Linked DNA regions of Mus musculus: all the other regions are linked to region 1. Evidence: chromatin loops called from intact Hi-C (ENCODE). Cell type or tissue: heart. All regions are shown on one strand. Region 1 overlaps Ist1 (increased sodium tolerance 1 homolog (yeast)). Region 2 holds the start of Pkd1l3 (polycystic kidney disease 1 like 3). Region 3 holds the start of Dhodh (dihydroorotate dehydrogenase). Region 4 holds the start of Cmtr2 (cap methyltransferase 2).

Evidence for each region. A loop is a pair of places that touch in the nucleus more often than their neighbours do. Peaks named below come from ENCODE experiments on the same cell type or tissue, not always from the same donor. Only the 100,000 strongest peaks of a DNase experiment are listed, where the experiment ranks them.
Region 2: it touches region 1 in a loop (2.4-fold over the local background); 17 of 42 quality-filtered maps call a loop at or near these places.
Region 3: it touches region 1 in a loop (3-fold over the local background); 17 of 42 quality-filtered maps call a loop at or near these places.
Region 4: it touches region 1 in a loop (5-fold over the local background); 2 of 42 quality-filtered maps call a loop at or near these places.

What each region holds. Positions count from the first base shown.
Region 1 is chr8:109,690,671-109,693,170 of GRCm38, reverse strand. The region is part of intron 1 of Ist1 (increased sodium tolerance 1 homolog (yeast)); the gene reads left to right. Among named protein-coding and RNA genes, the nearest start is that of Ist1, 1.4 kb to the left of the region's middle. In heart, a CTCF peak has its summit at 1,341; no DNase peak of the experiment used is centred here; H3K4me3 peaks cover 1,597 bases; H3K27ac peaks cover 1,029 bases.
Region 2 is chr8:109,613,671-109,616,170 of GRCm38, reverse strand. Pkd1l3 (polycystic kidney disease 1 like 3) reads right to left here and starts at 1,937. Exons shown (of 33, transcript NM_001286454.2): 1 at 1,348-1,937. The coding sequence starts at 1,654. In heart, a CTCF peak has its summit at 1,174 (motif pointing left); no DNase peak of the experiment used is centred here; H3K4me3 peaks cover 538 bases.
Region 3 is chr8:109,607,332-109,609,831 of GRCm38, reverse strand. It overlaps Dhodh (dihydroorotate dehydrogenase), which reads left to right and starts at 1,159. Exons shown (of 9, transcript NM_020046.3): 1 at 1,159-1,480. The coding sequence starts at 1,460. In heart, a CTCF peak has its summit at 1,233; a DNase peak (open chromatin) is centred at 1,301; H3K4me3 peaks cover 2,290 bases; H3K27ac peaks cover 2,233 bases.
Region 4 is chr8:110,216,940-110,219,439 of GRCm38, reverse strand. It overlaps Cmtr2 (cap methyltransferase 2), which reads right to left and starts at 1,480. Exons shown (of 2, transcript NM_146215.4): 1 at 1,354-1,480. In heart, no CTCF peak of the experiment used is centred here; DNase peaks (open chromatin) are centred at 1,559 and 2,099; H3K4me3 peaks cover 1,640 bases; H3K27ac peaks cover 1,021 bases.

The sequences.
Region 1 (2,500 bases):
CCTTAGACCTAAGCATCTTTGTCTCCCTCTTCCATCTACGTCCCGCTTTTACGGAACCCCAGCGTTAGTCTGTAGGACCGTGAGGACAAGCCGTCCGCGCCGTGTCAGCGGGGGAAGCCCTGGCAGTCGGGGTCAGGCCTGAGGTCGGGCTCCGGCCGTGGGAGGAGGTGGGACCGCCTAGACAGGTGCTGGCGTCGCTGTTGCCCCCGGCATGAGCCGGGCACTGAGGAGACACCCCTCTGCAGTGCGGTCGGGTCGGGACCCTGAGGGAGGCCTTGTCCCCACCGCCGCGGTTGCTGCGGGGTGAGTCAGACCAGGAGAGCCCGAGGGAGCGCTCCTCTTCCGGGTCCTGGGGTCAGGCGTGGCCCTCAGGACCTTGAACTTGAGCTAGGATGCGGACCGGACCAGGGCTGCGGCCGACTGATGTCAGGGGGAGGCTACGGGGGCTTATTGTGTACAGTCTGTTGTTGTTGAATGGCTCCCGGGAGGAGACTGTCATTTCTTTTGTTGTGCCTTCTTGGTGTTTGTTCTGGTTTTGTTTGTTTTTGTTTTTGTTTTTGTTTTTTTGTTCTTACGAGAACAAAACAGTATAATCCCTCCATCAAACAATCAACCTGTGTTTCATTGTTTCAGTCAGACTTTTCCATTTCCATATGCATGTCTTTTTCCAGCTTAGTAAAATATTAGTCGGTACATTTGTTAACATCTCACACCCTTCAAGGTTTTTTGACCTTCGTGGGGGAACTTCACCGCATCCTTGTGTTTAAGTCACGCGGCTTCTTAACATTTTCACTTGATAAAAACAATGCTTTCTTCCCCTGATTACTTTCGTAGCCTTTCTCTTTTTCTTCTTGTGCCTCTGGTTTCTAACAAGACCCGAGCCTCTAGAGTCCTTAAGTAGACTCTGATCCACTTAATTTAGGCTCTAATCGGGATCAGGTCCCAATTATATGTAACCTTTTGTGGTTTAAAGTGCCAACACTTCCCAAAACGAAGTGTAGTCTATGAAAATTATTTCATGTGGAACCCTTAAATTACTGATAACGAGGTTTCCTTTTTTTTTTCTTTAAATATTTATTTTATGTGTATGGTGTTTTGCCTAGACCCTTTATCTAGGGTCCCAGGCATATCTGCATCATGAGTGTGCTTGGTGCCTGTGGAGTTCAAAGAGGGTTTCAGATCCCCTGGAACTAGAGTTATTGGGCCGTTGTGAGCCACCGTGGGGGTGTTGAGAATTGAACCCAGGTCCTCTGCAAGTAAGCACCAGGTAGGCTAGGAGCTGGATTGAATGACGAGGAGGAAGGCTCATGTGGTGGCTAGGCATTTAGAGGCCCTTGTGGCCAAGCCTGGTATAAGTTGATCCTTGGTACTTGCATGAAAGAGTACCCACAACTGTTCCACGCTTGTACTGTGGCCCTTGCAAATGCATATGCACACGTGCACACACACACATCAAAGTTTGAAATTCCTTCTTCCTTAAGTTGGCACTCTCAACTGTTTGCTTCACAAACTCATTAGTAGCCAGTACCACAGTTGTTATTTTTCTGGTGTTCTGCCTGCTAGATTGATGAATTGCCAAAGGGGTATATTGAGGTTTCTAACTATAACTAGATTGTCGTATTTCTTTTTGCTGCATGTCAGTTTTTGTTTCATGTGTTTTGCATCTTTTCTCATGAGAGGCATTCAGAGTTACAGTTGTGTTTTCTTGGTGAACTCACCTATTTAGATGGCATGCTCTTCCTGTTAACAGTAATTAGTTGGTTCTTTTTTCATCTGGATACTATTGGGACAGGTTTGTTGTGTAGTCTAGGCTGGGTTACACTCATGATCCTCCTGCCTGTGTCTCTCATGCTGGGAACCACCTATGCACTAGTAGCCTTCTCTTTTATGTATATGCATGTTTTCCTGCATGTTCGTCCATATCACATGTATGTATGGTGCCCTCATAGGCCAAAAAGAAGGCATCAGATTTCCACCTCATCCCCTGTGGGGGAGTGGAGTTAACTGCAGTTGTGAGCCACCATGTAGGTGCAGGGAATACAGGGTCATGTGGAAGAGCAGCCCGTGAATGCTCTTGACTGACCATCAAGAGCCATCTCTTTACTGCCCCGGATCACCATTCTTGACATCACCAGCTGGTTGTTGTTGTTGCTGCTGCTGCTGCTGCTGCTGTTTTTAAGACAGAGTCTCATTATATAGCCCAGGCTGATATAGAACTTGCTATGTAAACTGGACTGGCTTCAAAGTCAGACCTCCCCAGCCTCTGCTTCCCAACTACTGGTATTAAATTCCTTTGCTACCAGGTCTGGCTAATCATCTGTCTTTTAATGGTATTTTTTCCACTCACATTAGTTACATAACTCGCTGTGTATTTGGACATCTGTTTACCTTCTGTTTGGTCATTTTCTCACTGCTCTTACTGCTGTGCTCCCTCTGGTTACTTGGTCACTTGTAGTTTTCCAGTGTGTTTTAAAGCAGAGATGGCTAAAGGGTGAAGTGG
Region 2 (2,500 bases), 77 kb after region 1:
TAGGTGAGATGGGAGGTGAAGGAAGGAGGATCCCAGAGACCTGTGGGACCTGGGGTACACTGTGGCGGACAACAAAAGAGACCTTGCCCCAAACAAGGTGGAAGGTGAGGAGAAACATCGGAGTTTGATACTCGGCCTCCACACACGGTGGCACTAAAGCACATATATGCCCAACTTGTCTGGCTTCCAGCAAATGAAAAGTTACGACTTCTCCCTGAGTATTATAGATTACTCTTCAATATTTAGATATTTTAATCATAGATCTTAGAATTAATTACCTAGACATTAGGGAGACATGATGATATAATAATTTCTTGTTTTTTTTTCTTTTTGCTAAAATTGCAAGATTATGGTACTCGATTTTGTAAAAAAAACAATAAAGAGGTAATTTCTCTCCTAGCTTCTGTTTTAGGAAATCTGGAGGCAAAGATAACAAAGAAAGTCACTGTAAGAGTTTTTTTCTCTTTAGAATCTTGTATAATAGCAACTATTTGTATACCTGGAAAGCCAACATTCAAAAGGCTTTCCTCTTCATTCAACATTCAACACTTAAGGGGGGGGTGCGTGGTGGGGGGATTGAGAGTTTGAGACCAGTTTGTGCTGAATACCAAGTTTCAGGACATCTTGCACTATAAAGCAAAACTGTCACAATATAAAACAAAACAACAAAAATTCCAGATACCCCAAATCAAATAAAGCAAAATAACACCATACATGAAGACTCAGGAATTAAGTTTTAGACAGGCTCTGACAAAAAGCTCATTGCCACCGGTCAATGATGGTGCACACCTTTAATCCCAGCACTCAGGAGGCACAGGCAGGAGGATCTCTGTGAGTTCAAGGCCTGGAACGTGATCTACAGAGCACATTCCAGGACAGCCAAGGCTACACAGACAGACCCTGTCTCAGGGGGGGAAAAAGTACATTGCCATTGCTATGGAGACAAATGTTGGCCGAGACACAAAAGTGGAAAGCGTATGGAGAGAGATTGATGGTCAAACTAACCCTTTTTCTGATTATAAAAGCTGAAAGGGGGCTGGAGAGATGGCTCAGAAGTTAAAAGCACTGGCTGCTCTTTCAGAGGTCCCGAGTTCAATTCTCAGCAACCACATGGACACTCACAACCATCTGTAATCGATCTGATGCCCTCTTCTGGCAAGCAGGTAGATGTGCAGATAAAGCACTCATACGTAAAATAAATAAATCTCAAAAAGGGAAAAAACAATACCTTAAAATGTAATCTGAAAAAAAAAAAAAAAAAGTGGAAAGGCCAAAGATGACTTTCTTCCACCCTAGAACACAGCCCAAGAAAGCTTTTCCCCTCAACATTCAACACGAGAGCCCTACCTGTCTGATTTATCCCTGGATGCGATCCGGGCAGCGTCAGGTTTCCCCTGACCCACCACACTGTTTCTTCATTCAGGAAGCTTTTTAGGAAACCCCGAAGCTTGGGGTTCCACGTGTGGGCTAGGCGTCCTCTCTGGGCGTGGCAGTAGTTATCTGCTTCCTGGAAGTCACAGAAAAGTCTGTTAAGCTGATAGCAGCTGTTTCCCCCATGTTGCTCCCGGATGCTTGGTTTACGTCCCAAAATATCACCCAGAATGACACCGATTCTAATGTACAGCCAGAGCCAGGACCGCCTCTGCAAGAGCATTTTTCTCTCTGTGCCGAGTGAGAAGAGAGAAGATGTACGGAGGCTCGAGTGAGAAGAGAGATGTACGGAGGCTCGAGTGAGAAGAGAGAAGATGTACGGAGGCTTGGCAGCTGCCTGGGCTTTTAAATAGGACTCAGTGAGTTTGTCAGAATCGTCCGTATTGTTCTTTTGTGGGTTGGGAACAACCTGCCAAGGAGATAAAGGTTTTGTTTTGTTTAGGGAAGCTATTTCTCACCGGCTGCAAATGAATAGCAAACGGGGCTTTACAGTCGGGGGCACCAATGTCTCCATCTGTGTCTACACGCCCAGATGTATCTTTAGCAAATAAAGACCCATTATGACGCCAAAGCTACCTGCAAGCAGGGAGAGGTTGGTGGATATCGAAACCAGTGTTACTAGACTTGGCGAGCTTAGTTCTTAAAGCATGGGCTCTAACACAGAACCTTATGCACTCTATACAAGCACCCTAGCAATGAGGTATGTGTCCAGAAAAATGGATACTTTTTTATGAAAAGGAAAACTTTCTTTTGTTGTTGTTATTTTCAAGACAGGGTCTCACTATGTATCCCTAGCTGTCCTGGAACTCACTATGTAGACCAGGCTGGACTTGAACTCAGAGAGATCCACTTGCCTCAGCCTCTTGAGTGTTGGTATTAAAAGTCTATCTATCTATCTATCTATCTATCTATCTATACACACACACATATATACATACACACACACACACACACACACACACACACACACACATATATATATATATATATATATATATATATATATATATCCTCTTTTTTATCTATTCATCTGTCATCTGTTTACAGGCACCTGAGCCACTGCTGTAGC
Region 3 (2,500 bases), 83 kb after region 1:
GTCCCTAAATAATCCAAGCTGGCATATGACCGAGGTACCTGTATATCTATGTTTTTTGGAGCAATATTCACAACAGCCAGTTTATGGAAGCAGTAACAGACAAACAGATCAAGATAATGATATATATGATACATATATGGTATGGAACAACATTCAACCATTAGAAAGAATAAAATGAGGTAATTTACAGGAAAATGTATGGGACTGGAGATCATGTTACATGAAGCAAGCCAATCTCAGACTGCTAAATATGCTTTTTTTCTTGTATGCAGGATACAGACCTTAAAAGGACTTATTTTTAGAATTTATGTGTACACACACACACATCTACCTGTTGGTATGGGAAAACCAGTACAGTGCCCCAGAAGAAATGTGGTCCTGGAGTTACAGGCAGTTGTGAGCTACCTGATGTGGGTGCTGGAAACGGAACTTGGGTCCTCGCCAAGAACATCAAGTGCTAACAGCTGAGCTATCTCTCCAGCCTCCTGTAACCTGACCCAAATTATGACCTAAAGTGGGGAAGTATTATTCCAGAAAAGGAAGGGGACCAGTGGGAAGGGGGACAATAGGATACAAACATAAGGTTAAGGGCCAGAGTACGTGGGTCCAATCATCTGTAACTACCGTTCCAGAGGATTCAATGCCCTCCTCTGGCCTCTGTAAACGCTTGGCACAGAGGCACTTGAGTGCTGAGGCAGGATTGGTTTTTAGAAAAACCTGGCCTACACCATAAGATTATCTTAAAAATAAAACCATATTTACTTATCAACACCTCAGAGTTTACTTTTAAAACCAGTGGGTAAATTTTTGTGTGTTTGCATGAGTGTACTTTTTTTTTCCTTCTCCCTGTAGAGACAGGGTTTCTCCATGTTGTAGCCTAGGCTCTCCTGGAACTCATTCTGTAGACCAGGCTGGCCTCAAACTCACAGAGATATGCTTGCCTTTGCCTGCCAAGCGCTGGGATTAAAGGCCGGCGCCACCACTGCCCTGATAAAACAGAATTCTTAGGATTTCTGTTTCAGAAAGGGGGCTATGAAAGCCATACCGCAGCACCGGCATAAAGACAACCGTGCGGAACCTTCGGGCTGCATCGCCCTTTGTTTCCTTCCCAGGGACAGGGAAGCATTAGGGTAGTGCGCACTACCGGGCGCTGGGGTTGGTCTGCAGATTTCGGAAGCGTCTGCTCCCCACTCGAGACTTCCGGAAGCCTCCTCCTCACGGTTGCACCGAAGGAAGGGTGCGCGACTTCAGAGCAGCGTCCCTTAGGAGGCGCGACAGCGACAAGACAGAAAGTAGGCACGTCCCGCCACGGAGCCTGACTCCGGGCAGAGCGCACGCGTTCGGCTGTCCAATCAACGTCTAGGGGCGGGCCGGCTGGTGGGGCTTGGGAGATAGGTGGAGCCGAGCCCACATTCTCCAATGGGATGCAGGCAGAGGCGGGCTTAATGGCAGAAGGAGCATGGCGTGGAGACAGCTGAGAGTGAGTCCTGCGCGGGGAAGCTCATTCGTGGTGTGGATAACCGGCAGGGAGGGGGATGAGGCTGGGAAACTGAAAGGCTGGGACCCTTGAAGTGTGACCTGCACGTGCACAGCTAAGGGCATGCAAAAAGCAAGCGTATGTGGGCAGAGGCTAGGCTGAACCTGAGAGATACGCGGGCATTTTTTTTTTTTTTAAATTGATCCAAGTATCGGGCCTTTGTGAGGACACGATCGCCTACGCTCCAAGGAGGGATGAAATAAGACATAAGGCCACCCTTTTGGATCAAGTGTGGTCAGAATGGAAGTTCCATGTGAAGAGTTCTTAGTTGTGACCCTGGTCTGGAAAAAGGGCACAGATACTGGTGCTTGACTTGAGGAATTTCTGCAAACTCCCCGAGGAGGGAGAATGAATACTTGGTTTGTGTTGCAGGCAAATCTGATCATATCTGCTACTTCCTTGTTTAGTGGACAAATCCCATTAAAAAAAAAAAAAAAAGTGTAGGCGCGCGCGCACGTGCGTGTGTGCACACGTGAGTGCAGATACCCTCTGAGACCAGAGGGTTTTGGATCCTCTAGAGCTCCAGTTGTGAGCCGCCTGACATGGGAGCTGGAACCGAACTCAGTTCCTCTGGCAGAGCAGCACGTGCACTTAAACCAAATCTGTTAGCCAAATGTTGGCTGACGCCTCTCTTCTTTTCTCCTGTTTCATTTAAAGCAGTGTTTTCCTTTTAGTTCCAAGCAGCCGTCTATCCCTCCCCCATGCCTTGGCCCCTCTCATTGGCCTCATCCACCTAGAGATCTCTTCTCCAGCTGCTATCTCCTCTTTAGCTTGTGTCTAACCTTTGAAAGTCAGCTTTTACTCGCTTCCTCAAGATCCTTCCATGATTTATCCCTTCATGTCACTTGTCATGGCTCTATGTTTATGTGGCCATTAGTTTGTCTCTTGGGTTACACTCTCCTGAAGAACAGGTTTGCTTGCCTTTGGTGAAGGATCGAATGAGTGCATTAGCCACATAGCATC
Region 4 (2,500 bases), 530 kb before region 1:
CGAGTCCCACGTGAGTAGAGATTTACTGTCACAAACAGCAACATCATTTAACAGTTAGAAACTGTATTTAGAAAAGCTCTTAGGGGGAGGCAAAAGCAGGGCATTTCTGCACGCACAAAAACTCTACGTAAGAGCAAACAGAAAATTTACTACAATGAGCTCATCTGTCTTGATCCACGCTGTGCTTACTGGGAACCGCAGCTACATTTAGACCTCCAATACATTCTATTTTGGGGGGAAAAAAAAAGTCTACTTTTAGTCATTAACTTCACATACTAATTAGTGGCTGTGGTTAAGCTGTGAAATCTTACCGAAATTAAGTGGATAATTGCCTTCACTTGCAAACAACTAAAAGGATTCAAACGCTCCAAGGTTCCTGACTGTACTTGAGCCTTGCTGCCAACTCATTCTTAATATTACCGCCCCCTTATCCATTCCACTCCAGCCACACAAGCCTGCTGTTCACTGAAGACCCAGGCCACACCACGTTGGAACACTTTGCTCAATACTAAGAGGCAAGCTCTACCTGGGCTTTACTCCCCCAAGTATCTATCTAGCTAATCCCCTCAGCTCCTCCTGGTATTTGCTGGAAGGCACTTTACTCTGTGAAGCCTATCCTAACACACTTATTTTGAAATTGCATCTCGGGCTCCCCATGGCCCTTACCTCACTTTCTCCCACGGCATTCATGTTTATCACTTATTTCTTTTCCCCTGTGTTCTGTTTGTGACTTGTCGTTCTCAACTTCCTCAAACCAGAATGTAAGCTCCGCACTTCTGCAGGACAGTTATCTTTTATTTTGCTCACTTACATGCCACCCCAAAAGGTTCCAACAGTGGCTGGTGGGCACTTAAGTACACTAACATTAACTGGATAAATGGACGAATATTACACTTAGCCCAAAAGACAAAGCTCTGAACAGAATAATGCATTTCAATTTCACCCTAGCATTTCAATGTACGACTTAAAAACAAAAAAAATTTCAATTAAATGCATAAAATTTTTTTTCAACTAAATGCATGCCGTTTCCAAAGTGCATGTGAGGCTGATGAGTATCAACTGTATTATTTTGCAGGCTCCAAGTGGAAGACAGGAAGCTTCCTGTCCAAAGCCACAAGGAAATGATTATAAAATTTGTAAGTCCAACACCAAAGCCTTTAAGTTCTCAACAGCTGTCAGGTCTAAGTGAGCATAGGGAGTGTTAGCAATGGTCCCGCCAACTTTTCCTAGGAAATAAAAACACTGGGGCATGTGCAGTGCTCACACTGGGTCCTGGGACAGCCACCTCTCAAACACTCATTTGAGCAGCCCCGCCCCTTGCCCGCAGCGAACCGTCCGGGAACTGTCACTCACCGAGAAGCCGGGTCCGCATTCCTTCAGCCCACGCCCACCAGAGCCCCTCGAGCAGGAGCAGAGTAGCACCGCACACGCGGTCCTCACTCTAACGAGCCACCTGCCACTTCCGCTCCCGGGAACAGCTTCCGGGGGTGGCGTCTCCTCTGCGTACTTGGCAACCGGGTCGCGGACAAAGAGGAGGGAGCGCCTGGAAGACCGCCCGGACCTGCGCACGCGCAACTGGAGCCAGATCCTCCTCCAGACCACGCCCCCACCGGCTGCGAGGCTCTGACAGCCACACTGCACAGGCGCCTTCCGGGAGGCCTATCGTCACGCGCATCGACGTCACTCGGGAGGGTGGCAACTCCTGGAGCTGAGCTCTGGTGCGGAGAAACTTGTCCGTCTCAGCGGGTCGCCATGGCAACGGAACTGGGCTTTGGTACCCGAAGGTTTACCCTGGATAGATAGATGCTAGTTCCTAGGAGAGACTGCATTAAAATTGAAGCTCAATGGATAACTTGAGTGCAAAACCAAATTAAAGAAACGGAAGTATCATCACTTGGTGTGTTTACATATTAATAAACCAAGGAAAAAGAAAACCACCCGGTGTAGTGCCACAAGCCTTTGATCCCAGCTCTCATGAGCCAGAGGGAAACAGATCTCTGAGTTCTAAGTCACTCTGGTCTACATAGAGAGTTCCATGTCAGCCAGGGATACCAGAGGATGGACTCTCAGGCCTGGGACTCTCTAGTTAGGTTAGACTGTCCAGCTAGTCACTGGTATCCACCTGTCTCCACCTCCCCAGCTGTGGGGTAGCCACAGCTGCTGTGCGTTTATAAGTGTAACAGCCATCCTTTTTAGAGGAAAGCGCTTCACAGCACTTCCCTCATCCTCTCGCTCTCCCACTCTTTTCACCCACTCTTCTGCACTCCCCTTCCCTGAGCAGGTGTTATGTAGATGGCCTGTCTATGGCTGAGCTGTCAGTCACTTCTCAGAACTTTGACAGAGATGAGGGAAGAGCACCGTATTCAGAAGGCAGTTTGGCAACTTGACCATTTAGAGAAAAAAAAAAAAATCAGTGGACTCTCCCTTAGAGCCCACGATTTGTTAGTTATGGGTTTGGGCCATAACTAATACAAGGCATGAATTCCTCTTGTGGAGCAGG